Regions from separate parts of the Homo sapiens genome. Here region 1 is linked to region 2. A link is a loop called in an ENCODE intact Hi-C map of the cell type or tissue named here. Cell type or tissue: HepG2. All regions are shown on one strand. Each heading gives the region's core, and the rest is flanking DNA. Links, peaks and the distances in the headings are about the cores only.

What was found. Hi-C counts contacts between places; a loop is a spot of excess contacts. Peaks named below come from ENCODE experiments on the same cell type or tissue, not always from the same donor. Only the 100,000 strongest peaks of a DNase experiment are listed, where the experiment ranks them.
Region 1: a loop joins it to region 2, with 8 times the contacts of the local background. A loop is called at or near these places in 4 of 110 quality-filtered maps.

Annotation. Positions count from the first base shown.
Region 1 is chr3:81,240,171-81,256,601 of GRCh38, reverse strand. No RefSeq gene overlaps it. Among named protein-coding and RNA genes, the nearest start is that of LINC02027, 250 kb to the right of the region's middle. In HepG2, for the core only: no CTCF peak of the experiment used is centred there; a DNase peak (open chromatin) is centred at 6,881.
Region 2 is chr3:81,292,771-81,306,143 of GRCh38, reverse strand. No RefSeq gene overlaps it. Among named protein-coding and RNA genes, the nearest start is that of LINC02027, 310 kb to the right of the region's middle. In HepG2, for the core only: a CTCF peak has its summit at 3,978 (motif pointing left); DNase peaks (open chromatin) are centred at 3,963 and 5,603; H3K27me3 peaks cover 908 bases.

The DNA of each region.
Region 1 (16,431 bases), core at 3,378-11,377, 52 kb after region 2:
TTATCATAAGAAGATACAAACTTTATTATTTAAACTATTCCTCAGTTTCCCCAAGACACCACTTATATTGTCTCAGCTAATATATTTCTGAGACAGAAAATTCAGTATTAGTATATTTTCTATCTAACAGACAGAAATAAAGAAATTGAGATTCATAGAAAAAATGGAATTAAATAAAAAAGATTTAAATGTAAAGATAAAAACATTATGGAGTCACACTAAGGCTTGAGAGTGGTCTTTAGTCTATGTGTGCAATTAACTTTTTGCTCAGTTTCTTATTTTCTTCTTAGGTTAGGTCCCAGCAGATAAGATATAAGAAACATAAGTATGTTATGATTTCCAAGAAGGAAATTACGAAGTGAGAGGTAAGGAGGGGGAAGAAAACACAGTGGGGGAAACATCAAATCATTTGTAGCGTGGGCTAATTCAGAATAGCAGCAATAGCCTTGGATGCCTAAGCATCTTGCTTGCTTTAAAATTATTTGAAGTAATGACAATGATACCCTAAGAATCTGTTAAAATTTTGTGTTAAAAAGCTAAAGTAGTTTGGTCCATCCTTTAATCATTTACTTTATAAAATTTAAAATATTCTGAATAGAAAAAGACTTACATTCTCTAAAAAAATTATAGTTGGCATCTTAATTTTTGGTAATACCACGTAAAAGAGAGTTTAGGCTAACATTTCAGAGCATGTAGCATGACAGACAAACACAGATTAGTTGGATAGGAAGAAACAAAGAACAACAATAATAAATAAACAGCAAAAAGTTATTATAGTCAACCCTTGCATTTCAGAGATTAATTGAAGACCAGAATGGTGGGTTGATTTCTCTAAAACCATTTAGTGTGTTAATAGCAGAGATAATATATCAGCAAAATGTTTCATGCTTATTCACTCATGCAGTCATAGTTTGAGATCATCATCACCTTTACGTCATCTACCTCCTCTAGTAGCTCATGGTCTTGATAGAGATAAGAAACTTGTTAACTAAAGATGATAGCCCAGCTCGTCATCAGTAGAGGTGGTTTACTCAGCACAATCCAAAATTACTCGTGGAAGACTCAATTCTGATGAAGCTCAGTGCCTGCTCGCAATCCTGGCTGTGCCTACAGTGTTTTACTCAACAAGTTCTGGATAATCTCTCCTGAGCTTGTCAATGATACCAGAGGTGGAATGGATGGTGGTACAGAGCAAGGCTATGGAATCTGAAGGTGGTGGTCATCACCCTCACTTGTTGTGTGAGTTTTATCATTATTATTTTAAAATTTAACTGTATTACAGATTTCTCAAATGTAAAACTTCTTCCCAGAGTTGTTTTCATGATACTATGTGGTCTTGTAAATTGTCTAGTAGAGGAAGCACAACAGAGTAAATTCATCGTAAATGTTAATTCTCTTTTTTGTCTGTTTCAGTCTAACCTTGGCTCTCACATCAAATTCCTATACTGAGCAAATCCTTGAGTTCTCTCCCCATCCTTTAAACTGTCCTGTTGATTTGAAAGCACCTACGTTTCTTTGGATGTGCTTGGTCATTATCTTTGATGCTCTTGCGTCATTTCAATGAAAAAAAACTCAATTATTTAAAAATATTTCTATTCTTCACACTTAACATGCTATCATCTTTAAATAAGTCAATTGCATGTCTAATACATTATCATGGTGTGTGGTATTCAGGCCGTTGAATATGTTTTAGTGGCCTAGGAATAAAAAAAGCTGACTTCTGACTGAAAAGTATGATTAAGGCTAATTCTTCTGCATTAAAAGTGTTAACTTTGGTATAGAAAGTTTTTCCTTTTAAAATGTCAGAAACTTTCTATCATTATTTTAATTCTTGTTCTATTTTATACCTAGTGTTTTAAAATACGATTTTTAAAATTTTGTAAATTTATGAACATTAAAAAATGTTATATTTTCATATTATTGCAACTAGTCATAATATTCTATTTCTTCCAGGTTATTTAGATGACATCACATGTTACAAGCATTGGAAACAGTAAAAGAGTGTTACCTTTCCACATTAAGAGCATAGGTCACATTACTTAATAAAAGTTGAATAATATGTATTGTCTTTCACTTGTTGCTGCTCTATTTGAAAGAGTCCTTAGAATTCCATATCATAGTGTGAAAATTTTCCACATGCTCTATTTTGCAAATAGAAAAAATATTTTAACCTCCCAAACACCAACAACTTAATAAGAAATTTATGAAGTAGAAGTTTGTCTGTCATTTGTCATTTACATTAAGGAAAAAAATGCACGCTGTTACAAACTAATGAAACAGCAGTATTAAACTGCAACTATTTCAAACCCAAAATAACTTATTCAAGTATTTTAACTTATTCACTTGCGATAACAAAATATTGCACCCCCAGCCTCATATTTTTATTCTATATATACTACTATAGCAATTTACTTTGTTAATAAACTTGAATGAAGATTAATATCCCAGTTTTAAGATTTGCATTGGAACACTTTAAAAGAAGCACTTTCTAGTCTTGATCAAATAATACACCTTTTCTCTGGGATTTTCAATTTTGTTCCTACTTTGCAATAATTAACCACTCAAATATTTGCTATAGCTATGTTCAGCTATCAAGGAAACAGTTTATCCTACATTAATAGAGAAGCGATACATATGAAGTGTAGCAGACATTTCAGAAATTCATGGAGTTTAAAGCCATTAAGGTGTGGAGCCACTTAGTGGCCTTAACTATATGAAATGCTTTTTGTTACTCATCTGTTTATGTAGCACAAGCTATCCCTTCTAAGATGAGCCTTACCAAGGCCTTTTGAATCAACCATAGCTCATTAGTAAATAAACTATCCAAAACTGATCATTGGAAGATTACTTTTTTTTGAAGATGCAAATACAAAATGTTATTTATATAATCGTGTGATGGAAAGATCAACTGGTTATTCATTAGTCATTTTAAAATACTGCTATGTAGGATAGGAATATCAGAGTAGTATCTAAAATCAGGAAAATCATTGAGGTATCTACTGATTATAAATGAAATTATAGTCATATGATACTGTAAATGAATTGGGTTAGCTTTTATATTTTGTGAAAATATAAATATTTTTGTAAATAATAGATTAGATGAATCAAACTAAGGACTTAATATAACTGATTTTCTTTGATCAAGTCACATTGAAATATTGTTCTTTAATAAACTTAACCAAAATTTACCTTTTAGAGTTGTTTTTGAGCAGTATTAAACCAGATATTTATAAAAAGAATAATTAAAAGTAGTTGTGTAAATGAAATAATTTCAAAAAAAGCAAATTTTTGAACAAAATCACAAATCGAAATAGGCCATCATGATCTCTCTCTAGGTTGTTGACAGCAAAGCATTATTAATCTACATCCTAAAAGCTTGATTCACATGTTTCAACAAGATTGAAAGATGACCTGGTCAGCATGGCATATGACCTTTACAAAACATCTGTGATTAAAACAAATGTGACAATTCTGGTGACGATAAAACAAGGAAACATTTGTCTTATAAAGGGCATAAGACCATAATAATAAGTAATATTGATCAAGAATCCACATGCCAATAAATTAGATTAAATTTTATTTAATTCTTAATAACTGTATGTGGTAGGTTCTAATACTATCTCCTTTTTCTGAACCCAAACTCTCTACACATATTTTAAATAAAAAAAATCATTAGACTCTGTATGAATATTGGTGAGTTCAACACCTAAGTTTATATGCGTATATATATAAATATAAAATATATATAAGATTTTATATATTTGTAAGTACATATATGTATAGATACCTAATAGTACTAGGTATATGTGCAAAGCGGTAAAAAAAAAATGACTTCTCTGGTAATGAAATATGTGGATATGTGGTAAAATGAGTTTCCTTCTTTCTAAAGCTGTTAACTTATACACATAATACCTAGCTGCTTTTAAAATAGAGTTTCTTGATTCTTTTATCAATGACTCCTCCTCCTTGGCAATATCTTTTCAAAGAACTGTTTGCAAAAGGTCCTTCCTAAAAGTCTTTACTTAGTTAATGAAAATATACTGGGAGATAGAGGGTGGTGGGCAGGGTCTGTGGTTTATAGTTACTGTTGAAATTGTAGTCCCTTGCTTTTTCTAAGACTCTACCTTATAAGGTTTTAAAATAAGTTTCATTTTTAAAAAATGCTTTCTCATTTTTGTTTGCAAAATTAACTGGCAGAACTATTTGGAGTTCCTTTGGTTGTTACATATCTATACTCTCATAATAATTTGAACTTATTTGTTTATTGAAATACTTGTTTAGAAATATTTTTCAGACACAATATTGATTTGTGAGGCAAAGGAATATTAAAAGTTACTCTTTTTTTTTTTTTTTTAGATGGAGTCTTGCTCTGTTGCCCAGGCTGGAGCACAATCTCAGTTCACTGAAACCTCCGCCTCCTGGATTCAAGCAATTCTCCTGCCTCAGCCTCCTGAGTAGCTGGGATTGCAGGTATGCACCACCACACCCGCCTAATGTTTGTATTTTTAGTAGAGATGAGGTTTCACCGTGTTGACCAGGCTGGTCTCAAATGCCTGACCTAGTGATCTGCTCGCCTCGGCCTCCCAAAAGTGCTGGGATTACAGGTATGAGCCACCGTCCCCGGCCAAAACTTACTCTTTTTTATACTATAGGATTATGATTTCATTTTCTAATGCTTATCCAGGACAAAGTTGTTCAGTGCTGACTGTGTGTCAGGTACTCAGCTAGGTGACTATACTTTAAATTTGGACTCAAAAAATCTCTGCCTTAATGAACCCTAAGCGTGGTAAGAGAAAAAGACAGGTAATTCAAACTTCCTTGAGAATTCTGAAAATGTCTTCTAGAAGTTGAGATCTATCAGGCAGGTCTTAAATAATTAATAGAATATTTTTGGTAGGTGTGGAGCAGAGAAGGGGAAGCGGGAATAGGATAGATAAGGGTGTGGAGGCTTAAGAGTGCATTTGGTAAAGACGTGTGTGCGTGTGTGTGTGTGTGAATAAGGTATAGAATGTGATCTTACATTCAGTGCCCTGAAATCTGACCCTTTGATTCCTATCAAACCGATCTATATGAAACATATAGATATCTTAGCTTTTTCTTTTTAATCTCTTCACTAAATCTGTGGTTCTTAGTCTACTCAGTGGGGACTTTTCAGAAGAAGTGTTTCCAAGAAAACCTGGTACAGGAGTGGGGACATGGAAAAAAAGAGAAAATAAGGAGGCTATATTTGTCAGCGTTATCCACAGGATTGTATGCAGTCACATAAAGTAATTCCAAAATCTGCAGGCTAGGCTGGCAGGCTGGAGACCGGGGGAAGAGCTGATGCTGAAGCTTGAGTGTGAAGGGAGTCTGGCAGAATTCCCTCTTTCCAGGAGACCTCAGTCTTTTTCTCTTAAGGCCTACAACTGATTAAATGAGGCCTATCTATTTTATGAAAGATAACCTCAGAGTCACTGATTTTAACATTCATCACATCTAAAACACTGCTTTCACAGCAACATCCATACTTGTCTTTGACCAAATATCTGGGAAGAGTGGTCTAGTCAAGTTCACACGTGAAATTAGCCATCACAGAGGTCGAACAAGAGCAGGATGTCATGTAAATCCCCATGGCAAATAACTTTGGCTCAATCCCACTTGGTAGTTTTGAACACAGTCTAGGTCACATTGTAAGAGTTATCTCAATCAGGAGACAGTCAGCTGGTAAATATATCTATTCTTTCTCTCCTGCAATCATTGGTTAATGGTGGCTCCTAGGGGACATAATTCTCAGGTATTTGTGTGAGCAGACAGAGCTGTCTCAGCAGCCTAAGGACACTTCTCTAACAAAGAAGTATATAGGTGCTGGCTGTTGGAATGACAGTATGCCTATAGCCATTATAGCCAATATGTCCCTAGAAGTAAAGAGATCAATGGGGTAGGTATGGATCATCAAAAACATTTGCATGTGCATAAGAGGCTGGGGAAAAGAGCTGAGGTTTACAAAGTATACCAGTACTAAATCATGAAGGTTTACAAAGTATACCAGTACTAAATCATGAAGGTTTACAAAGTATACCAGTACTAAATCATGAAGGTTTACAAAGTATACCAGTACTAAATCATGAAGGTTTTTTCGGGACATATCCAAGAATGTAGATTTCATATAAAGATAAGTTAGCATCAGGTTTACCAGTACCATCCTGCAGGGGAATTATCATTTAAATAATTATATATTATCCCCAGGGTTTCTCATTAAGGAGGTCTAAAATTAGGCCCTGGAATCTGGTTTAGGATCAATGTATCAGGCTTTGGAGAGCCCCAAAAGATTTGCACAGGTGCAGAACATGATCATGTTTACACTTTACAAAGAGCACACTTGTAATAGCTGGAAGGAAGGCAAAACTGAAAGAAATGATCCTTCTTTACTGCGTTAAACGATCAGGTGTGAAGACATTATGTGAGAGGAAAGTTAAGATTATATTTAGATGGCAAATTTGACAAAAGTATTTAAAGAGGGACAAGGAAGAAAATGGTTAGTGAAAATTTCCAAGTCTCTGGCTTGGGAGATGGAAGTGAAAGTAGTGCCAAACCCTGAAATATAGAACACGGAAGCAGGATTTGCTGGGGAACACAGTGAATGAGGTTTGAAGGGTCAGTGAGACATCAAGGAAGAAACAGCTTTGAGTCAGAAAGAAAGTGTAAGAATAGAAGGCTCTAGACTAAAGATAAAACTTTCTGAGTTATTAGTATAGCTCAGATATTGACAAACTATGACCAGCAGGCCAAATCCATCCTTGCAAGTGTTATGTAAATAAGCTTTTTTGGAACACAGCCACACTCATTTGTTTACATATGATCTGTGGGAGCATTTTCTAAATGACAGAGCAGAGTACAAATACCTTTGTTATGACAGAGACTATAAGGCCCACACAGCAAACAGTACTTCCTATCTGGCTCTCTTTATAAAATGTTTGCAAACTCCTGGTGTAGATGGGTAGTGATTGAACTTTTAGGAATGTATAGATTGCCAGGGGGATGTGTATATTGTAAAGACAATTGAAAACATTTAAAGACAAAGGAGAAGGAAAAGAACAAAGGAGGTAGACTGCAAACAACAGAATTACTGAAGAGAGGAAAAAAAGCTATAATTTTAAATCTATATTTATCTAGTACTGTTCCATCTATATTTTTCCTAGTCACCAAATAAGCCAGATGCTGATAGAAAAACAGGCAGAGTACTTGCTCTCATTTTCTTTCCTTTCTCATCTCTGTCTTGTCTTTTCTTCAACATGTGTATTAGCCTATTTTCACATTGCTATAAAGAACTGCCCAAGACTGGGTAATTTGCAAAGAGAAGAGATTTAATTGACGCACAGTTCTGCAGGGCCAGGGAGGCCTCAGGAAACTTAACAATCATGGCAGAAGGGGAAGCAAACTTGTCTTACATGGCAGCAGGAGCAAGAGAGCGTGCAAAGGAGGAACGGTCAAGCCCTTATAAAACCATCATATATCCTGAGAACTCCCTCACTGTTACAATAAGAGCATAGGGGAAACTGCTCCCATGATCCAACCATCTCCCACAAGTTTCTTCCCTTGACACGTGGGGATTATGGGGATTACAATTCAAAATGAGAATTGTAATCTGGGTGGGGACACAGAACAAAACCATATCAACATGCTTTCAAGAAAGAAGATATTTGGTTTAGGAAATAACAAAGATCATTCTGGAAGTCATGTTTAATTTAAAGATGAAGACATGTTCTGAGAAATGTGTTGTTAGGTGATGTCATCATTGTGCGAACATCATAGAGTATGCTTATACAAACTTAGATGGTATAGCCTACTACACGCCTAAGCTATAGGGTATGGCCTGTTGCTCCTAGGCTACAGATCAGTACGGCATGTTACTGTTCTGAAAAGTGTAAGGAAATAGTAACACCATATTAAGTATTTGTGTATCTACACATATCTAAGTATAGAAAAGATGGTTAAAGATTTAAAAAACGGTACATCTGTATAGGACACTTAGCATGTATGGAGCTTATAGGACTGGAAGTTGCTATGAGTGAGTCAGTGAGTGAGTGGTGAGTGAATGTGAAGGCCTAGGACACTACTGTACACTACTGTAGATGTTATAAACACTATATTTAGGCTACACTAAATTTATAAAAAATAGTTTTCTTCCTTCAATAATACATTAATATTACTATAACTTTTTTACTTTAAAGCTTTTAATGTTTTTAAATTTTTTAATTCTTTTGTGATAGCACTTAAAACAAATATGCATTGTACAGCTATACAAAAATATTTTCTTCATAAACTTATGCTGAAGGCTTTACTTTCAAAGTTTTTCATTTTTCTGTTTACTTTGAAAACTGTTTTTGTTAAACGCTGAGATAAAAATGCATCCATTAGCGTAGGCCTACACACATTCATGGGGTGTTCCATCTCCAGGTCTTGTTGCTCTAGAATGTCTTCAGGGACAATGGCATGTATGGAGCTGTCATTTCCTGCGATAATAATGCCTTCTTCTGGATACCTTCTGGAGGACTGGCCTGAGGATGTTTTACAGTTAATAATTTCTATATAAGTAGGAGTACACTCAAAATGATGGAGTATAATATAGTAAATACACAAACCAGTAACATAGTTATTATCAAGTATTATGTACTGTACATAATTGTATGTATGAAGACTTCTAAATGACAGTCAGCACATTAGGTTTGATTAACCAGGATTGCCACAAATACAAGAGTAATGTGTTGCATAACTGTCACAGCTACAATGCCACCAGGTGATCGGAATTTTTCAGCTCCATTAAAATCTTATGAGACCATCACTGAATATGTGGTCCGTCATTGACCAAAACATCATGATGCAGCTCATGACTATAGTTCTGTCTCAGAAGATCCAGGAAATAGTAGGTTCCTCCGAGGCCGGAAGCCCATTCAGTATCTTAGCCAATGGCATGTCTTATAGGTATGTGTCAATCACACGTCCTGTTTTGCTTTCACATTTCTTTTATCCTCCCCTAGTTCCCTTTTATTTGGTTCATATGGGTTTTTTTTTTTTTCCAGATAGATACAAATAGTGCAGCCTTTTGCCGAAGAAATGATATCTTGTTTCCTTTGCCAGGAGCTGTGTGCTTGCAACAGTAATATAAATGTGCAGCCCACATTAGGTACTCAAACAACTTGTCATTTGTTTGAAAAGGAGCCCTTTATTTGACTAGAAGAAACAGGAGCCAAATGAGCTTGATTCCTTCTCATGCCAGCCAGCAATGCAATTACAGGAATGGGGACTGGGGAAGGACAAATTGATCAGTCACCCATGCACATAGGTGCAGGGGCTATGTACTTGAAGTGGTTGGTTGTGGTTGGGACCCTGCCTTGGTCTGTTAATTACATATTGCAAAATGGGATCTCATAAGTGACTGTAATTCATTGGTAATTTCTTGAGAAATTACAATTTTTGACAGGAAAGTTTTTTTTCTTTGTGTCCCCTGATAAATTCTCCTGGTTTGTAAAATCTTTAGAATTCATAATCCTTAGGTAATGCACTTTGTAGAAACAGCAGGAATGTGAGGATTTGCAAACCTCCTTTTCTTCACTGATGAGTATAAAAATGCTGCAGTTTACTTCAACTGTTGAAAGTGGAACTTTCTCCATATTTAAGCAGTGGTGTTCTCTTTTCATGCTGAAAAGCAATGAATTGTCAAAAATGGACATCTTGCCATGAATAAAGATGACAACTGAGTAGGTGACTCAGAAATGTGCCTGACAAGAGAGAAATGGTTTGAATATAGAGTGTATATATACTCTTCTACTAAAAACTTGGGAGACCAAACAAGTCTGATTGCAATGGGTAACCAACAAACAGGTACAGGGGCAGTAGATCTCAGTATGTTCTCATGATTCCCAAATTGCCAACCAAACCTCTTCTGTGTGCTCTTGTTTGTGAGACTAAGATTCAGCTCTCTTCAGACTAAGATCACAGCTTGGGTGTGATTTGATCCTGCTTCAAGCTGGCAAAGCCTCAGAAGCCCTCTACCATCAGAATCCTGCTCAGAGGAAATAGCTGGAGACCATTCTTGAAGAACTGTCATCTTTAGTACTGGAATTAAGTGTCCTGTTTGGGTCTCACTGACATGCTATTCCAGAGACACTCACTGGCTTCTGAAAGCTCATTCTGGGATCTGGGAATGAAACAGAATTCAGGGAGGAAGCCTTAGAAGAGCCTTATGTTCAGAGAGACCCTGTGTCCTCTTAAGGGAGCATCATTGGTAAACTTCCTACTTCTCAATTTCCTTATCTGTAAAAGTTGTTGAATGAGTTAAATAGTATGATATGGAATTCATAAAGAACTCAAGATTACCTGCTATTACTGTGTAATATATTGTTTATATTTACAGCACATACAAAGTACCAGTTTTTCCATTGTTAATGTGGATGTGAATGTTGCCCTAAAATAATCTTGTCTTTTGATTTGTTATTCTTCATCTATCCTTGCTTCTATCATTATTAAAAATTTATCTATGAATAAATTTAGAGAGGAAATGGAAGTCATTATAAAGTTGCATGTTCAAGCACGGCAATGATTCGTAATTGTCCCAACAGTTAAGTGTACATCAGTACAGCCCTAACCACACTCACTAAGGCTTTTACACTGATTACAGAGATTGTGGGTGCTGAGTTTTCCCCATGTGTTGCCATAAATCTGCTTTTCCTTTCACTTAAGAAGGTACTTAGAAACACAAGAGTGTAAGAATGATGTTATCAAAGACTAACATTATAATCCTTCTATTCTATGGAAAAAACAATTATTTGTGAATTTCTGCCATACTTCACAGCTGGCGATGGGTCATGAGAGCTCACTGCCAGACGCCAAGAGCCTGGCTAAGACAAATGAGAGAAGAAAACTTCTAAGCACGGTGATGGCAGAAGTGTGTGCCAATTTGAGTAATGCTTTTTCTCACATACTTTCTATTTTTCCTCTGTCTGGGAACTAGTGCAAGAAATCTAAAAGAGGAAAACCAGCCTGTTTTCTCTCACTTATTTGAATTTACTAGTGTTTGCAATAGTGTTAATTTCTGGCTTTAACTGAAGAATGTTTTTTTGCAGTTTATTCTCTCATTTTTCATTCATTTATCCTTTTATCAACCAGTATTTCCCTTCCTTTTTTGAGAGGGTTCCTGCATTAAATGCTGCAGCTTACTAGGACAATTCCTGTTCCCCCCAGGAGTTTACATTCTTCATGTAATTCATAAAAACTTGTCCATCCACCTTAATTTAAACAAATAGTTCTCAGTGGTGCTAGTGGTGGGAGTAAAGGGCTGCTCCCAGAAGACATTCTTTGGCAATGTCTGAAGACATTTGTAATGACTGAGGGAGGGAGTGCTCCTGGCATGCCAAGTAGTGAAGAAATGCTGCTAGATAATTCTAGAATGCTCAGGAGAGCTCTGGGGTAACGTAAAGTATTATCCGGTCCCAAATGAGAAACCCTGTTCTAAACTTTTGCTTGGAACAAGTTTTATCCTTTACTTAGCACAATTCTTTATGTATAATAAAGGGATTTGCCACTTGTTCATCAACTAAAAGAGGTTCCTAACATATTTTATAGCATTTCATAAATATTTGTCAAAAGGATTAATATTAAACTGGATTAAATTTAATAATGCAATATAAAGAATAATGATGTGGGGAGTAAAACTGGGTCTGTATTTTTACTCCATAATTTAATGTTCTGTAGCTTTGATCAAGTTGTATACTAATATAGGATATTAGTACTCACTACTGTACTTAGATTTGAATAAAGTATAATGTATGTACATAATAGTTTCTTATATGATGTATTTCTTGTCTCTTCTACGGCTAAATCCATTTTGAAAGGGTGAATGGATAACTTTTTGAATTGATAATCCTATATTAGATATCCCACAACGTATTATTTTTGGGGTTATGTGTTCAATTTTCTTTAGAATGACATCTTTTGTGAAATCAAGGTTATTCTGCCTACTGTTTTCTTTTTATTGTTGTTGCAGCCTTACAGTAGAAGGAGTGAGTTTGTATTTGGGTCTATATGCTGTTACCTGTTCTTTGTGTGCAAAAATGTAAGCACTAAATGTTCCAGATGGTACCACAGATGCAGAAAGGTTAAGAGATGTAATCAATTGTCATACCAGGGAGGCACTCAATGTGGTTTTGAGTTTATTGTGAGTCCCTACTGACTGAATTAGAATGTCATGTTCTGTGACGGGATCATAATAGATTAGATGCTTGCTCCTCTCTGCTCTTCTGGATAAATAAAGGGGAAATGCAGTTGTGAATTGCCTCACTCAGTGGCGAGGATTCCATGATTGTCTGAGAATGTCCACTCGCACTCTCTACCTCTCAGTTCAAAGTATTTAAGCTCAAGCCTTGACATCTCCTCTGTTGTGGAGCAAATGAATCATAGTAGTATGAGAATATCCCAGAAAATGTTGTGCCTACTAAAGGAATAAAGGGAGGGAGAAGACTCCAATGCTACAGGGGGAAGCTCAATGTTTGCCTTTAGTTTGAGCAAGAAAGCAGCACCTGAGGTGGTATTGCTTGGTAATAGAGTAACAGAAGGTTGTTTGATAATAGGGTTCTTTCTTACATAAATTGGGAAACCCGTAATTTGAGAAAAGTTCTCTTCCTCCGGTAAGAAAGAGTAGCATGTATTATGCAGGTAGGCTAATGCTCATACACCACCTAAAGCCCTTCGAAAATTATTAGTATTTTTAGCAAGTCTAGGTCATGTAATTTCCTTCTTGATGGCAATACTTTTGACCATGTAATATAAGTAACCCATCATAATATGGTGGCTCAGCCATTCAGTGGTATTAGAAAACGTGAAAAAAAAAATAAGGTTTCCAATAGGAGGCTATGAGAAACTATTGCTCTTAAAACTATATGAGAGGTAATTTCATTTTAAAATTGTATCTTTCATTTTATAAAGTATCTCACTTGACATCACACTCTGGCATCTGAAAGTAAAAGTTCTGGACTAGACAATCTTCAGTCTTCAATATGGCACTCATGAGCTTCTATGGCAATTAGTGCTCAGCTGTGGTACTCAAATGTGATGAACTCATGCAAGTTTTAAGCCTAACCTAACATTAAGTAACAGTTAGTGAAAAAAAATTAGTATACCAATGTTTTAACTGATATTGCTTGTTGATAATGGGTTAAATCTTCCAAGATAAATTAAATAAAATATGTAAACTAGGTTGAAAAAGTATAATTATTGCTCTAACAGGTAGGTACAAATGTTTTTTGTCACAATTCCCGTAGAATACCATTGCTAATAAAATTTTAAGATGTTTTAAAGTGAAAAGCTTGAGGACTTAAAATTGTCTTCCTTGGTTTTCTTGAGTTTATGGAATATATTTTCATCTTTTAGTCATAGTTATGTTTTTAAATAACTCTGTTCTGCTCCATGAGAGACATTTCAGTTCTAAATGTATGCAACCAAATTATCTCTGAACCCTCATTTTCAAACTGCAGTTCAATCAGTATACTCCAGATGGCACACAATGATGATCAAATTATGCATATGTTACATTGAGGGATTGAATATGCAAACAGAAGGAGCTGGTTAACTACGGCTTTCAAATTGCCTTCAGGACTTTACCATTCTCCTACATAATGAAAAAAAACACAGATAATGTTTTGCTTGGTTTTAGGATTTGACACTTTTTAATATAGCAAAATGAAATGCAATTATAATCCATAATAGTCCACATGAAATTTTGCCAATGTCAATATAAAAGCAAATGTTTTCCTACAGAAGTCTGTACATAGTAATGCATTTTTACCTTAGTTTATTACCAATGATTTTCAGATTATACTATCCTCATGAGAAAGTAAGTCGGGGGAAACCAATCTAAATTAATATATTTCACAAATTAATAGGCATTTTTCTTTTTCTAAATACATGATTGGGGAGTCACGTCATCCTCTTTTTGCATAATTTTAGAAAAACATAATATTTGGGGGAATATATAGGGGAAAAAAGCAAACAAAAGTCACTTATCTCTAATTACCAAAGGATTATCAACTGTTCTATTACTGAATAATTTTTTCACAGCTCTATTGTTCTTTAGTGTGAAAGCTACTAATCAGATCCTTACAGTCAGATACAAAAATAGTTAAAGAAATCATATATTTTTTCAATTTACTGTTACACTATTGTCTTCAGTAAACCTACTCAATTCCAAGGACAATGGTTTGTTTCAGTAAAAAGCATGTCCATATAGTTTGGATAACCATTAGTATAGTTTTTAAAGATTAAAGAAAATCAATGGTAGCTTAGTACTAAAGTCTTCTATATGACGACTTTGGATTTTATATATATAAAATTTTCTGCCTATCAACATTCAACCAAAAATTATTACTTTAAAATGTTTAGTCCTACTGCCTAAGATGGGTTTGTGTAAACTGGTGATACTTTTTTTTTTTATAGACTTTCTTAGTTGGGAAGTCCTTTATTCATATGGGAAACTGGGTTTTTATTTTTTTTCTATAGTTTCATGCATTGATTTTGATGAACATTTCATGCTAAAGGAGTTTCTAAAGTAGAACAATTCAGAATCCATGAATAGTAATTGAGCCCTTTAGTTCTGCTCTAAACTTAAAACCATTATTCTCCATTTAAAGCAGACAAATCATGTTGCTCTACAGAACACTGCTCTGTCATTTTAGTTTTTTGTGGTGGTTGTTTCCAGTGAGCTGGGCTGGAATATTAAACTCTCTTTGCTTCCTATGCTCTCTCTTGCTGTGCTGGGCACATTTAGGGTTCTGTTTGAAATAGGCAAAAAGCAATTCTGTTGTTCATAAAGAATAACTTGTAAGCTGGTGTGGGTTCCTGTACATTCTTTATTTAGTGAAGAGAATGTGCTATTTGTCAGGCTTTGAATCTCTGGCAACTGGCTTGCTGAAACTCAGTTTAAATGTACTGTCGTGCATAAACAATCAAATGTAAAACATAATAAAATTCTCTTCTGACTGTATTTCTCACAACAAACACATCGGCTCAATACACTATTCTATGTATGGGTAGTTGTATCTGTCAGAAACTAATTTTAAGTGTCATGTAAAAACAAAAAGATAATAGAATAGTGAAATATTGCTTTTAATATTAAAAATGAACTCTAGCATTTGAGAAAAAGTAGCTATTATGGTGCTTGCAGAGTGATGTAGCCAAAAGCCCCTGTGCTGAGAGCTCGTTTCATAGCAGGGCGATCATTTTCTAATATGAACTGTCCTGTTACAAAAGTTGTCTGAATACATGTTTGGATTCTCATGATCTGTTTTGTTTGCCTGGTAGAGAAAAAGTTTGAGTAGCTCTTAAAAAACAAAACATGCTTCTTTAACCAAAAAAATAAAATTCGTACTGGAAGCACTATGGTAGAGTGATTTTTTAGGCCTGTCTTCATAAAAAATGCATTCATCTAAATTTTGTGCACTACATTTGTGTTCTCTCACATTTAAGATGCCATATATTAATATTCACTAAATATTATATGTGTTTGATGATCTTTTGATTCTTATCTAAAGATGGCTCTATGTGAATTTTCATTCTATATCATGGTCTTTCTTGGATACTATGTAGGAAATGCTAGTTCTGAATACTACAAATATGAAAGCTCTTCTCTTTTCTCCTTTCTTTCCTCCTTCCTTCTTTCTCCCTCTCTCCCTCTCTTTGCCTCTCTCTTTTTTTCTCTTCGCTTTTTCCTTCCCTCTCTCCCTGCCTCTCTCCTCCCCTCCCTCCTTTCCTTGCTTCTCTCTCTTTCCTCTTTCCTTCCTTCCTTCCCTCTCTTCCTCCTTCCTTCCTTCCTTCCCTCCCTCTCTCCCTCCTTCCCTCCTTCCCTCTCTCCCTCCCTCATTCCCTCCTTCCCTCCTTCTTTCCTTCCTTCCTTCCCTGCTTCTTTCTTCCCATCCTTCCTGACTTTTCTTAGAAATATAAAATGTAATAAAATAATATTTCTGACAACAGATCAAATTCTGTTATAAAAACTACATAAGCAAACATTTTTAGGTTACCATCAGGAGCCAAAGACTAATCATGTATTTCTCATACAACATGGTGCTAATACCAAGCCACCTGATTCATTTGGTGCTCAGTAACAACTACATCATCAACAACATAATAGCAGCATTTTCTAATGTTGGAAGATAAACAGAACATAATGGGTTTGCTAAGAGATTGTGTGAGAGCCTACGAGATGACATCCTAACAAATATTTAAGGGTATGTTTGACCATTAAGGAATTCTATCTAGGTTGGTGAATGCAGACCCTAACTCCCTCTAGTTGTGTATGGCTTTGCAGTAGAAATAGAAGCATGGGGAATGTATCTGGTTATTTACATCTAAGGCATAATCTGAAGTATAAAAAGGAAGTACAAACTACATTGGCGACTTATTCAT
Region 2 (13,373 bases), core at 1,252-9,251:
CACATCACTTAAAATGATTAGAAGGAATTATTTTGCTTAAGCCTGATTATTTTCCAATTTAATCAATACAAAATATAGTATCTGAAAATAGCTTATGCATTAAAAATATTATTTGCCTCCAAACGCAACCCAAATAGGAGGACTGTTTAGTGATTTATAATACTTTGAAACATGAGGCCTTTATGTGCAATGTAGCACTTCTAAAAGTAAAAATGCTGCTGAAAATTTCCTTATATTGCTTAAATATATAGAACTACAAGGCAGCTGGATATTGCAAATAGCATTGCATAAATTATATAAACTTGAATAGAGCAGATTTGAAACGAGAAGGAAGAGCAACTATCACTGGGTTTTCAAAGGAAGTATTGCTGTTTGACAAAACACCACACATTCCCCAAAAACATATGTTAATTTGCAAACTTTGAATCTATTCCTCATAGATCACGTTTCCATTGGGGAATTAAAGACAGTTATCCATTGAAAGTTTAGTGACATGTCAGCATCTAGCACAATTTTGAGTTAGGGATAAGTAAATCAATGAACTATGATGAAAGTTTCTAGTGACAAATAGTAGAGTGAAACATGCATTCAAGGAATAAAATAACCTTGGATTTTTAGCTTAAGAGATATCTTTAGATATTAATTCGTAAAATGATATTTAACAAAATTAAGTTCAAAATCTTCTGATTTTGAGATATTTACAAAACAAATTCAACCGTAAGCATTATTTTAATGTTCTTTCTCATCAGAACATTTTCTTCAGTTTTATTAAAAATGTGTACTAGTTAAAATAGTTATATGTTTTTTCTAATATTAAATTGACAAATACTGTGTTTGTATGCTTAGATTTCTTTTTTTTTTCTTTTTTTTTTTTTGAGACGGAGTCTCGCTCTGTCGCCCAGGCTGGAGTTCAGTGGCGCGATCTCCGCTCACTGCAAGCTCCGCCTCCCGGGTTCACGCCATTCTCCTGCCTCAGCCTCCCGAGTAGCTGGGACTACAGGCGCCCGCCACCACGCCCGGCTAATTTTTTTTTTTTTTGTATTTTTTAGTAGAGACGGGGTTTCACCGTGTTAGCCAGGATGGTCTCAATCTCTTGCCCTTTTGATCTGCCTGCCTCGGCCTTTCAAAATGCTGGGATTACAGGCGTGAGCCACCGCGTCCGGCCGCTTAGATTTCTTAAAATATTGATTACTTTAATGAACATGAATGACTTTAAATATGTAATCATTTTGATTAGACACAATCTTTGTGGTATATACATACATGTAAATTCTTAAAAGCTTTTTAAAAATTTGATAACTTGTGAAAAATTCTCTAAAATATTATAATAAATTATAATGGTTGTTAGTGATTTTTAATACAGTAGAAAAATCATAGGTCTCAAAACTACTTGTTGGATCTCATTGTAAACTAAATTAATTTTCCAGGTTTTTTTAACCAATACTCTTACTAAAAGTAATTAGTTTTACATTTTCCTAAAAATAAAACTTTAGTTATGCTAAGTAAGACTTTAAATGTATTAAAATCATTCTTCAATGTTTTTACAGTCAGTGAAAACTTCAGCTTGAATATATCTTTATGTAAAAGAGCTTCTGACTACATAACTGTATTTACTGGAATCCATAAATCTCTACTAACCTACAGAGAAGAGTAAATAAAAGTATTTGGTCTATTTTTTTCCCTTTTCTCTCATAATGTCTTACTATGAACATGTTTTTGTTGCTTTAGATACACATACCTTAAATATTCTTCTGACATCATTGACTCAAATTAAGAGACAAAAAGATAAAAGCATTTGAAACAACAGATAATCTGTATTTTGTAATGAGAACTATGAAAAACTGCTCTTAGTTCAAAAAATCTAATCAAAATGAGATTCTAGAAGCTATAGCTTCTTGTGTGAAGCACATGCAAAAAGACTCAAGATTCCAATGTGACTGTAAGCTTATTATGATTCAGGTGTTATGTGCCTGTTTTTAAAATCTAATACATCTGAAGGCCTATTAGATTTGAAAGGTGACTGAGGTTGGATGGAGGTTGAGGGTAGGGGAACCACATATTTAAAACAGTAGAAAGAAACCAGGGATATTTAGCTTGGAGGAGAGAAAATTCTAGGGGCAGGTATGGTGGCTCTTTTAAAATAGTTGAAGAACTTAAATATGGAAGAAAGATTAAACTGCAGCAAATACTTTAGACTATTTTACACCTGAAGACTTTTCAACTCTAAGATTACATGATTTTGTGAACAATACTAACATTTTCAGAAAATGATGATTGTGATCACTAATAAGTTACAAGTAGCTTAATATTTAATTACCTGTTTTTCAAAAATTCTCATCACCAGTGACCCCAATGTTATCTGTGTTCACCAGCAGTGGGGAAAACATCTGAAAAGTGATGCTGAAGCAAAGAAATATAATTGGGCCTTGGGGATTTGGAAAGCTCGGTAGGGTTAGCCCTTTTTTAGAAATTGTGTTAAGTATAATCTTAGAATCCCCCAAATCTTGGTATATATATATTCTCTTCATGGCTGTTCCTGAGATCTAAAGGGTAGTATCTTGGGCTTATATCATTCAGTTGAAGGCTCTGAAGGATGGATGACAGGCCAATTCTTAAGCCTATTAAATGAAAATTATGGTACTGCTGACTACAGACTCTAAAAGTCTCAGTAATTGCCACTGTGATTTAAGATCATCTCCAAATGCAACATTGTGAAACTCACTGCTATTGCAACAAGCAAAAGCGTAGCCTTTAAATACAGAAGACAATATTTACACAGGTATATTTTTCCATTCATGATTTATTAATTGAATGATTGCTCAGTACCACCAGATTAGGCCTATTATAAATATTTACAATCGCCATGCATTTCCCTTAGCCCTCGTGTATGGGCATACGTTACCTTGGTTTTAATAACGTTCCTCAAAGGCCGTTACCGATGGCATACAGCATAAGGTTCAGTTGTTAGGGACAAATTCCAATTAACAATTAGCCACTTTTCTTGAATTTAGAATATCAGAACAGACAGAAAGCTAAATATATGAAGTAAAATCATCATTTGAGTTAAAAGAATTCCTGAGACAGCACTAAGGTTACATAGAAACAACAAAATTGTCTTTAAATAAACCACGTAGGTAACATCATTGATTCTTCAGTTCAAATAAATTATGATCCTTGGGGACTGGAGCAATAGATATAAATGTTGGTTTTCAGAGCATCAAAACTGTTTGCTTCAAAGAGGACAGCTTAAGGAGATGAAACCATTCTGAGCCCCTGTCAAAGGACCTTTTGGCCTCTTAAGAAGTCGATGGAATTTGACATGCATTGCAAGGATTTGTAAAGTAGCTCCCTTGAGATTTATTTAACAAGAGTTTTTGACTGATGGTAGTTGTTCTAAGCCATCTATTTCCTTAAATCTTTAAGAATTTACTTATTTAAAAAAATAAGAAAATAAAAAGACCTCCCCTGGAAAAAGGGTATTTATTTGATAACATATGGCATCAATGGCTCTGCTTTTCTGGAAACAAATCAAACTAACAAACAAAAATAAAATAAACAGGAAAACATGGTTACACTGCAGCAACAGCTGATTCCATTTGTTTTTGAGGGGACTTCAGGGGAGAGCTACATAAGAAATATGAAAAAAAAATTTACAATAAAAGCAAGTGATAATTAAAGGCCAGTCTGTGGTTGTAGTCTGGTTTTAACTTTCCTGTCAGTTTTCTTTCTGTTTTTAATAATGGAGAGCTTACACTTACCATTTAAATAGCCATCTGGAAAGTCAAATCAATAATGCTGTCCATTATTTTTTTTTCATTTCAAAAAAGTGAACTGACCTTGCCAAGTTTCTTCTCTAGACAGAGATAAATGGCTTATTATAAAGAGGGGACATGTTTTCACCATGTGGGCAGTGGAGGCGGTGAACACCACTGACAGTTGTATTACATGGGAATTGTGTCCAGATCATACAACTGTGTATGGGTGCCCTCTGCTGGAAGGCACAAGTAGGACAATTTTAGGAAAGTAATTTCTTTTTCTTTTTCTCTTCTCTTTTCTTTTCTCTTCTCTTTTCTTTTTTTTTTTTTTTTTTTTTTTTTTGAGATGGAGTCTTGCTCTGCAGCCAAGGCTGGGGTGCAGTGGCATGATCTCAGCTCATTGCAACCTCTGCCTCCCGGGTTCAAGAAATTCTCCTGCCTCAGCCTCCTGAGTAGCTGGGATTACAGGCAACTGCCACCATCCCCGGCAAATTTTTGTGTTTTTAGTAGAGACAGGATTTCACCATGTTGGCCAGGCTGATCTTGAATTCCTGACCTCAGGTAATCCGCCCACTTTGGCCTCCCAAAGTGCTGGGATTACAGGCGTGAGCCACTGCGCCCGGCTGGGAAGCAATTTCTAAGCTGTGCTCTTTTCTACCCATGGCATTTGTTAAAGCAAATATATACATAGCATCAACAGATTTTTGTTTTGTGCCTACTTCGTATAAAGCCAGGTGTTGGAATCTATATGAAATAAAGGGAAACACAAGTCATTGCCACTGTTTCAAAGAGTCAACAGTCAAATCTCATATCCTCTCCATTCCTGTGTCAGCTTAACTGGGAACAGGGAGAGACAGATAGCCGGGACACTGAGTAGGCTGACTACTGCATACTCCTACTGCACTGTCTAATGTGGTAGCTACTATCTAGATTTAGGCATGGCAACTCAAATGTAAATTAATTAAGATTAAAAACAATTAAATTTTCCATTTTAATTCAATCACATTAACAACATTTCCACTGCCCAGGGACCACATGTGGCCTGTGGATATCATATTGAATAGTGCTGAGCTAGGATATGACTTTCATCACATCAAGTTCCAACAGATAGCAAGATATCCTAGAATAATAAAAAGAGCAGTGGCCTGAGTGTCAAAAGTCCAGGGTTTGAGTCAGGCTTATTATTATTTTGTGTGACCTAGAACAAGTTACTTCTCCTTTCTTGAATTCAATTACCATCTTTTCCAAATGAGGGTTTTGCTTGAAAACCCATGAGAAATATTACAGTAGTGATTCAAAAATGCCATAAGGGTTCCTTTACAGAATAGAGCCAAGAGTCACCTGGAGTCCCCTGAAAGTTCACTCCTGTTTTTAAAGGTTCTGGATACATGATTATATCCCACACTGAAATTTGATTTTGGTTTCTTTCAAGGGTCAGGCCCATCTGACTTTCAGTAAGCAAATAAACACAACTTTTCACAGTGTGGCTGCTGATAGAGTATTGACCAATACATAAAAACATAGTGCTAAAGGATTTTTCATAATCTGTGTTATCAGCCAATCTACGAGTGTCATTCGAACTGTAAATGTTAAGCTTGTTTTGGTAGCCGTGGCTGACACGACCGTTTAAAAGAATGCTGGAGCTACATTTGTGATTTTATTGAGAATTGTTTTCACTAGGGAACTCTCAGCCTGTCGGATTAAAATGGTAAAGAGACCTTTTACTGCAAGAGCTCTGACAGTTATCCCCTTAGCAAAGTTTGCTTTTGTGATAATTACACCTATTCTTGTTTACCAAATGAATCAGTTTTCAGTGCTGCTTTTAACCTTGACTGGTTTCCCTTTGATGATTACTCTTTGCTATGATGAGATGTTGAGAAACATGCTGCACATTTCACACTGCTCTTTTTCAAGTGATGTTTACTCTTGGTTTCCTTTAAAGCACGTTTCCAAGGTTCATTTGAGGGGGCAGTTAACTTGGGGGAGGATGTCAACAATATGTTTTTCATCTGCAAGAGGATAAATGACTGTGTGGTGGTTAGTTAGGAATGATGATACCGAATTTCTGTGCCTTCCTTGGACACAATTAAGTATCAACAGGCACACTTGTGATCTTGGGAGGAAAGGTTAAGAGCATTTAGAAACTGGTAGGTGAGGATGAGGCCAATGGTTCCTGTAAGTGAGCCTGGATTTGGTCAGGTACATTTCTTCATAGAGCAAGAAAAGTTACCACAAGGTAGAAGAATGTTGAGATGTTGAAATTTTATGCTGGACTTCAGGTTCACATTTTGTAGCACCGGTAATTTTAAGTATAAAACTTCATAATTAATCAACCATTACAAGTTCCAAAATAGAATTTCTATAACAAACTCAAGAGCCTATCTGTATTTTTTTGCGTGTTGGAGGAGGGTACTAAAAGACTGCTAAAAAACCTCTTAATGACAGTGGTGGCAGTAGCAAAGAAGGCAGAAGAGAAATATCAGTGAGTATCAAGAAGTCTGGGTGGTATAGAAGTGACAAAAACTGTGATACATGTGGCAACCTAGGAAATAACAATGGAAGGGGCAGGCATTACAAAAATCTACTAGAGCAGTAACATTGGTTTCAGAGGCTGTTGAGATCTGGAACCAAAGTTGAAAGCAAAAGAAACATGGGAGAGGAGAGTCATGTCCTAGTAATTTGATATTGCTACTCCAAGAAAAAATGTCTGGCTCACGCTTGTTATCCCAGCACTTTGGGAGGCCTAGGCAGACAGATTACCTGAGGTCAGTAATTTGAGACCAGCTTGGCCAATATGGCAAAATCCTGTCTCTACTAAAAATACAAAAAAAAATTAGCTGGGCGTGGTGGCAGGCACCTGTAATCCCAGCTACTCGGGAGGCTGAGGCATGAGAATCACTTGAACCAGGGAGTCGTAGGTTGCAGTGAGCTGAGATTGCACCACTGCACTCTAGCCTGGGCAATAGAACAAGAGTCCGAAAAAAAGAAAAAAAAAGTCATGAGGAAGCAAAGGCAAGCGTATGGCCATGAAGACACAAACATAGCATCGTGTCTGAAAAACCTTCCTCATCTTCCATGCCACCCTGCCCTATTGCCTTATCTATTGTCTCCTTTTCACAGTCAAATTTTCAAGTCACCTTCTATTCCTTTTGCAATTTTTGGCTTCCGTGTCAATCTTTATTGACACCTCTGTTGTGTATTGTGACCTCTACCACACCCCTCTATTGAAGCCAATCTCATTGAAATTACAATGCACTATCTAGACAATGAAACTACACATAATGGGTTCTGAGAATTCATAATTTTTTAAACCACAATGATTAATTTTTCACCTTTAAAATACATAATTCATTTAGCTTTTGTGGTGTTATGCTCCTTTCATTTTCCTACATTTTCACATTCTTTGCAGGCTCATTCCCCTGGAGTTACTTCCTAATTGTGGGTATTTCAATTTAGGAATTCTTTTCTCACTTCATACACTCTCATTGGGCAATGGCATCTACTCTCGAGATCCAAATACCATCAATATACTTGTAATACCCAGATATATACTTGCAGGACAAATTTCCCCTTTAGGCTTATAGAGCACATCTATAATTCGAATTCATTTTTTTCCTTTTTACCTTCTATTTATTCCTTTTCCATGATTTCCCATTTCATTAAGTTGCTTCATTCTTCCAGTTACTCAAACAAATATACCTAAGGGTAATTGATGATTCCACCGAAGGCCTTAACTCCCTATCCACTAATGACAGTAAATGAATTGCCAAGACCTATTGAATCTTCCATCTACAAGGCCACTTTCTTCTAACCCCATTTCTCTTGTCCTTGATCAGACTGTTTTTTTTAAATTTCTGTAATAGCTTCTAAATGTCTTACATACTATAGTATTTTGTATCTGCAATTCATCTACTATAAAGACAGTAATCTTTTAATAGCATATTCTGATTTAGACAATCCCTTCCTTAAGATTTCTCAGTAATTCTTTATTGCCATCAGGATAAAGTTCCAACTCCTTACAGTCACTAGCAAGACTGTCTGGGACCTTTGTCCTACTTGTATCTTCTTACCACATCCCCGGGAATATTTCCCCTCAACTCAAAGTTTCAAATTCTGATTTCTTCTAGTTCTTTGAATTTTTACATCATCTCTTACTTCACCACCTTCATACATGTTGTTTGTCTTTCACCATTACTTCATTCTTCTGAAGACCTCCTCACCTTTCAGATCTTATCATAAATACTGTTTTCTTCAGGAGAATCTTCCTGACCACTAGAACAGGTTAGGTCCCCTCAAGAGCAGATTTCTGGAAAAATCTCCAACTTCTACTATTATGCAAATAGGATTGTATTTAATTTCAATGGTATGTCTCTCTTGCAAACTGTAAGTTCTATTAAAGCACACTTTAATAGACTATGCTTTAATAGAACTTACACTTTGTCAAGTTTACTTTACTTTACAATTTAGCTTTAATTAGCTATGCTTCAGAACTTTCCTTTGTCAATTTTACTTTGACAAGTGTCAATTCTCACTTTCACTTTGTCAACTTTATTCAATATTTTTTCCATAACTTGAGGCAAAGATTCACACACATAAGAGGTATTTAAATCAATACATAAGATAAACGTATACATAGACATATGTATACTCATAAAAACACATAATTTTATTGTGTTAACAAATATCAATATTACTGTCCTATAGATTCATGTAAAGAGATAAAGTCATGCCTAGATATTTCTGGCATAACAATGTGTGTGTTATTGGATAATCTTTTTTTCTTCAAAACTGCACACTAAAAATAACACGGCTTATTGGAAATAGAAATGGGCAGGGATTCAAAACCTATTTAACTTTGTTACTAAAGTTTTAAATAAAATATTAATTTGTATGTGGAAATATAACACAAATGACAAAGCAGGCAGATGAGTGTGATTGGTGATGGCCACAGAGGATAATTTTTTTAAAATTGCCAGAACAATAGGTTGTATATCCTGGCTTGCGGGTACTGGGATGATGCAGAGCAAGTTGTGCTCTGAGCCAGCGGAGCTCCCATTTAGGGGTCACAGGATCAAGAGAAACGTGCCACAAGCTGGAGGCTGTGCAAAACTGGCAGCAAACATCTCTGGGGAGAGCCCTGCACACAGGTACTCATTTTTTTTTTTTTTTTTTTTTTTGAGACGGAGTCTCGCTCTGTCGCCCAGGCTGGAGTGCAGTGGCGGGATCTCGGCTCACTGCAAGCTCCGCCTCCCGGGTCCACGCCATTCTCCTGCCTCAGCCTCCCAAGTAGCTGGGACTACAGGCGCCCGCCACTATGCCCGGCTAATTTTTTGTATTTTTAGTAGAGACGGGGTTTCACCGTTTTAGCCGGGATGGTCTCGATCTCCTGACCTCGTGATCCGCCCGCCTTGGCCTCCCAAAGTGCTGGGATTACAGGCGTGAGCCACCGCGCCCGGCCACAGGTACTCATTTTTACTCTCGTGAAGTACAGCTGAAAGTGCTTCTATCAGTATAGCAGCTGAACTAAGGAGTTTTTCCTCTTCTGATGAAACTTACAATTGTACTCTGGCTATTCTGGCTCCTTTCCCTAGAAAAACCTGCATGTGAACTTCCATTATTTTCTAGTCTTGATTATGTATAAGGTAATCAGTGTTAGAGAAGTGTACATGTGGGAGCAGAACAGACCGTATTTGCTCACTAGGCAAGTGGTACTGGAATTGCATTTCCTACATGACTACCAATTTCCACAGTCACATTTAGAAGGGAAAAAAAGAAGTCAAAAGTTAATAAAGTGTTAACCTTTTCTCACTCACAGGGCAAGAATATGTGCTTCAATAGAAGTGTACATAAAAGTGTTTTAGAAGTAAGTGTGTGTGTGTGAGAGAGAGAGAGACAGAGAGACAGAGAGAGAAAGAGAGAGAGAGAGAGAGATAAGAGAGGGAGAGAGAGAGAGAGGCTGAATGAGTCTGCATTTAATAAAGATGGTGAATCACTGAGTAGCTGAGTATTGTGGAATAAGGGATTTATTATAGGAAAAAGACCTGACCCAACCACAGGAGGAAGGGAAAGTTTGAAAAGGGGAGATGTAGAATCAGAAAAATGTCAATTCCTAAGACTTCTGAATCACTGATGTGGGTGGCAAATTATAACTTGCAAAAGGATCTGGAAAAGCAGGTCCCTCCAGCTGATGCTGTGCACCATGGAGGAGAGCTGGGGAAGTGGGCGGCCTTTATGTATCATGAGGGGTTAGAGATTCTATCAGCAGAGCCAGCAGTTGGGAAAAAGCTAACTGTGGAACAGGGAGATCAAGGATAAGGTGGAGCCTGCCAGCACTTCTGTGTCTGTTTATTCTCATATCCTACTGACATGATCTTTGGAGAAGAATGACTGTATCTTTACTTTGCCTTCCAAATGATGAATAGAATTCTCTTGTGGCAAATTGTAACTTGGAGTCATACAGGCAAGGAGATTCTTGAAAAGGGGATATAGTCACTACTTAGACAAGTTGACACTTTAAATATACCTCAGTAGTTTAGCCTGCAGAGGGAGGCAAGTGTGAAATTATGGAGTGCTTCTAAGGCCAGAACTCAGAAGTAGCATTGTGTTCTGGACTGTATCTTTCTACCATCTTTGTTTTTGTAAGATAATTTTTGTAACAATAGAATGAACTGGATTGGAGAATGACTGGGAGTTTTGGAGTCCAATAATGAACTCTAGCACACCCTGGAGACCCTTCTTTGTAAGATGTTATAAAGAACTGAGCGATGAGCATGCCATCGGAAGGAAAGAAGGAAAAAATCTATTTTTTTAAAAATAAAATTTTATAGAAAATTTTGGTGAAACCAATTGGATTCTGTCTAAGTGTCACAAAGTCCCAAATAACTAAGGATGAGAGTAAGTTCTGAGAGCTCTGTTCCCATATGGCCCATATATCTCTGGGTCTTTTTTCTTGCAGGTCTTTCTTCCTAGAACATTTTTCCACATATTTGAATGTCTCATTTCACCCAAGCCTGGGCTCAAATATCACATCACCAGGGAGTATATTAAAACAGTGCATTGATGTGTGTTCTCTTTTCTTATCCAATATTATATTTTTTCATAACATTCATTACCATAATACCTTAAATATTGTTTTTTTAAATTTATTCTAGTGTCTCTGTTTTTCATAAGCATGTACTCCATGAGGGCTGATATGTGTATTACTTTGTTTATTATGTATCCATGCTCCTTGAATAGAGAATAAATAGTCCGTATGGGCTTGGCCATGAAAGGTGTGGGAACATCAGTAACAGCCTTTAAAATAAGGTCAGACTGGAAAATGCTGTAGTTAGAAGCATTGACCTGGCAGTGGATGTAGAAGTGTACCCTTTCTAATGGGATTGCTTTTTGATATTCATACATTAGAGGTCAACTTTGTTGAGCTTCTTAGAAATAGTGATGTATAGTGAATGTTTCTATCTGGATCAATAGATGACCACATTTATTTATTTATATGCCTGACTGTGAGAATGACAAAGACCAGCCAAGTTCAATTCCAACTGAATGCTTAAGAGGATCTAGAATTCACCCAGTCATTATCCTAAATTGGTGGAGCACTAAAGTATGTTCAACCTCTACCCACTAGGGATAGACTCCTAACTCCTTGCCAGGCATTAGATTAACTGAAGCTGATGGTGCTGGTAGAGAATCTCCCACACATATTGTTGGGCAGGGTTGGAGCAGTTGGGAAATGACAAAAATGGCACGAGGTAATTACTTGAAAAGTTAGAATTATTCTGTAATCATTCTGTACCCAGGTTTTTCACCTGTCAATCAGTTCCATGCTTTCAGATAGAAGGCCATAACTGCATACTGCTGTGTGTTCTACATAGTTAGACAACAGGATTTGGCTTGTGGGTGGGGAATTCAGGTACTACCGATGTACTGAATGGAGGTTTGGAAACATTTACTGGGCAGAAGAAGGAAATGGAACCCAGTGGAAGATGACATGTTGCAGGAGAAATTGGGAGGATTCTCAAAGAAGCCTCAGAATTTTCGTTGGTAGTTAAACCTGAAAATAACATGAAATAGCAGTAGTATATGTGTTCCTTTCCAGGGTCAGGGACTTGGAATGGGATTGCTTCCTCTAAACAGGAGATTGCCCTGGACACTGAAAGCCAAATGGAAAAAGAAAAAAGACCCCTTGGCTAGAATGCTAAGAGGACCTATCAAATGCCAGCTTTGATGCCCTGAGTTAAGAGTCACAAAGCAGCGTTGGGCAGTATTGATCAGAATGAAAACTGTTTGAGCATGAATAAAGGCATCAAGGTGATAGACGTGAACAAAACTCTGGAGTGTTGGCTGTGTGTGTTCATGTGCTGGCTAGTGTGTGATGCTTTGGTGTGTATGTGTGTATTTGCGTGAATTGTTTTAAGATTCAAGAAAAGCCTGTAACTCTTTAGTCTAGGCCATGAATTCAGCTATGTTGCAGAATCCTATTTAGTATATTACTTATCTTTCAGAAAACATAGCCTAGTGCTGCAGAATTGTATCTATGTTAAGGTACATTACTTGATTCATCACAAAAAATTACATATGCATGCATGTATGAATGTATATGTATATATATTTACATGTGTACGTGTCCATAAGGAATGTGAACCTCAGAGGAGACCAGGCTTTGAAGAAGGTTCCATTGGTCCTAATATTCGCTGCATCTCCTCTCATCCTGAAGGTGCTTCATGTCTCCAGGATACCTTTGAGGTTATCATGATGAGCCACAGTAGCTTTAGACGTTCATTTGTAGGTGTCAGAACCAGGGCCTTGAGAATTATGATAAGCAAAGTTTTCTGACCAGATAACTATGCTGGTATGTTCATGAGTCTTCTAGTGAGCGGGTAAATTTTTATGATCAAGATGTGTATCAGTTCTGCTCTCCTGTTTAATTATAGAGACAAGAAATACGCAGACACACTGATGCAGCATTCAAGTTTGGGGAAAAAAAGGAGGGAAATTATTACAGACGTCTGGATGGTGTCCTCAATTCCCCCTTTAGCTATTGAATCTCAGCTGTCTGCAATCAAGAACTGAGTCACAAAATGGCTTGCATTGTGTTGCTATTTCAGTTTGACAGACAGTCTTTCAGCATGAAAATTGTTAACAATTCACCAGGTTTTAAAATTTCTAAAAAAATATTTAAATGCTGCTAGAACTTTAGCTATAAGATAACTAAGTACAAGTCTATGAAAATATTTTAATAATTGTGTGAATATTCAGTAAAACCTCATTAAATTGAAAAGTAAGATACACACTTGCCTATCACAAGCATATTTTAAAGTAACTGTATTCAGATAAACCAATAATTTTATCAAAAGAAAGTAGGGCAATTACTTTCCATAATATACAATTTGAGAAAAAGATTCCTGATTAATTAGGCATTTCTGAAAACAGCAGGTATTTTGAACCACTTACTTTGCTGAAAAGTTTTACTGAGTTCTCATTTTCCTAACTGATACAAATATTCAAATCTGCAACTGTTTATGTTTACCAGTGTGCATGTTTGCATAGGGTCTCATCTCTGTATTTGTGTATTTCTCTCTTTGGTGCACACAGGTATGCAATACATTTTGGTTGGGTGCA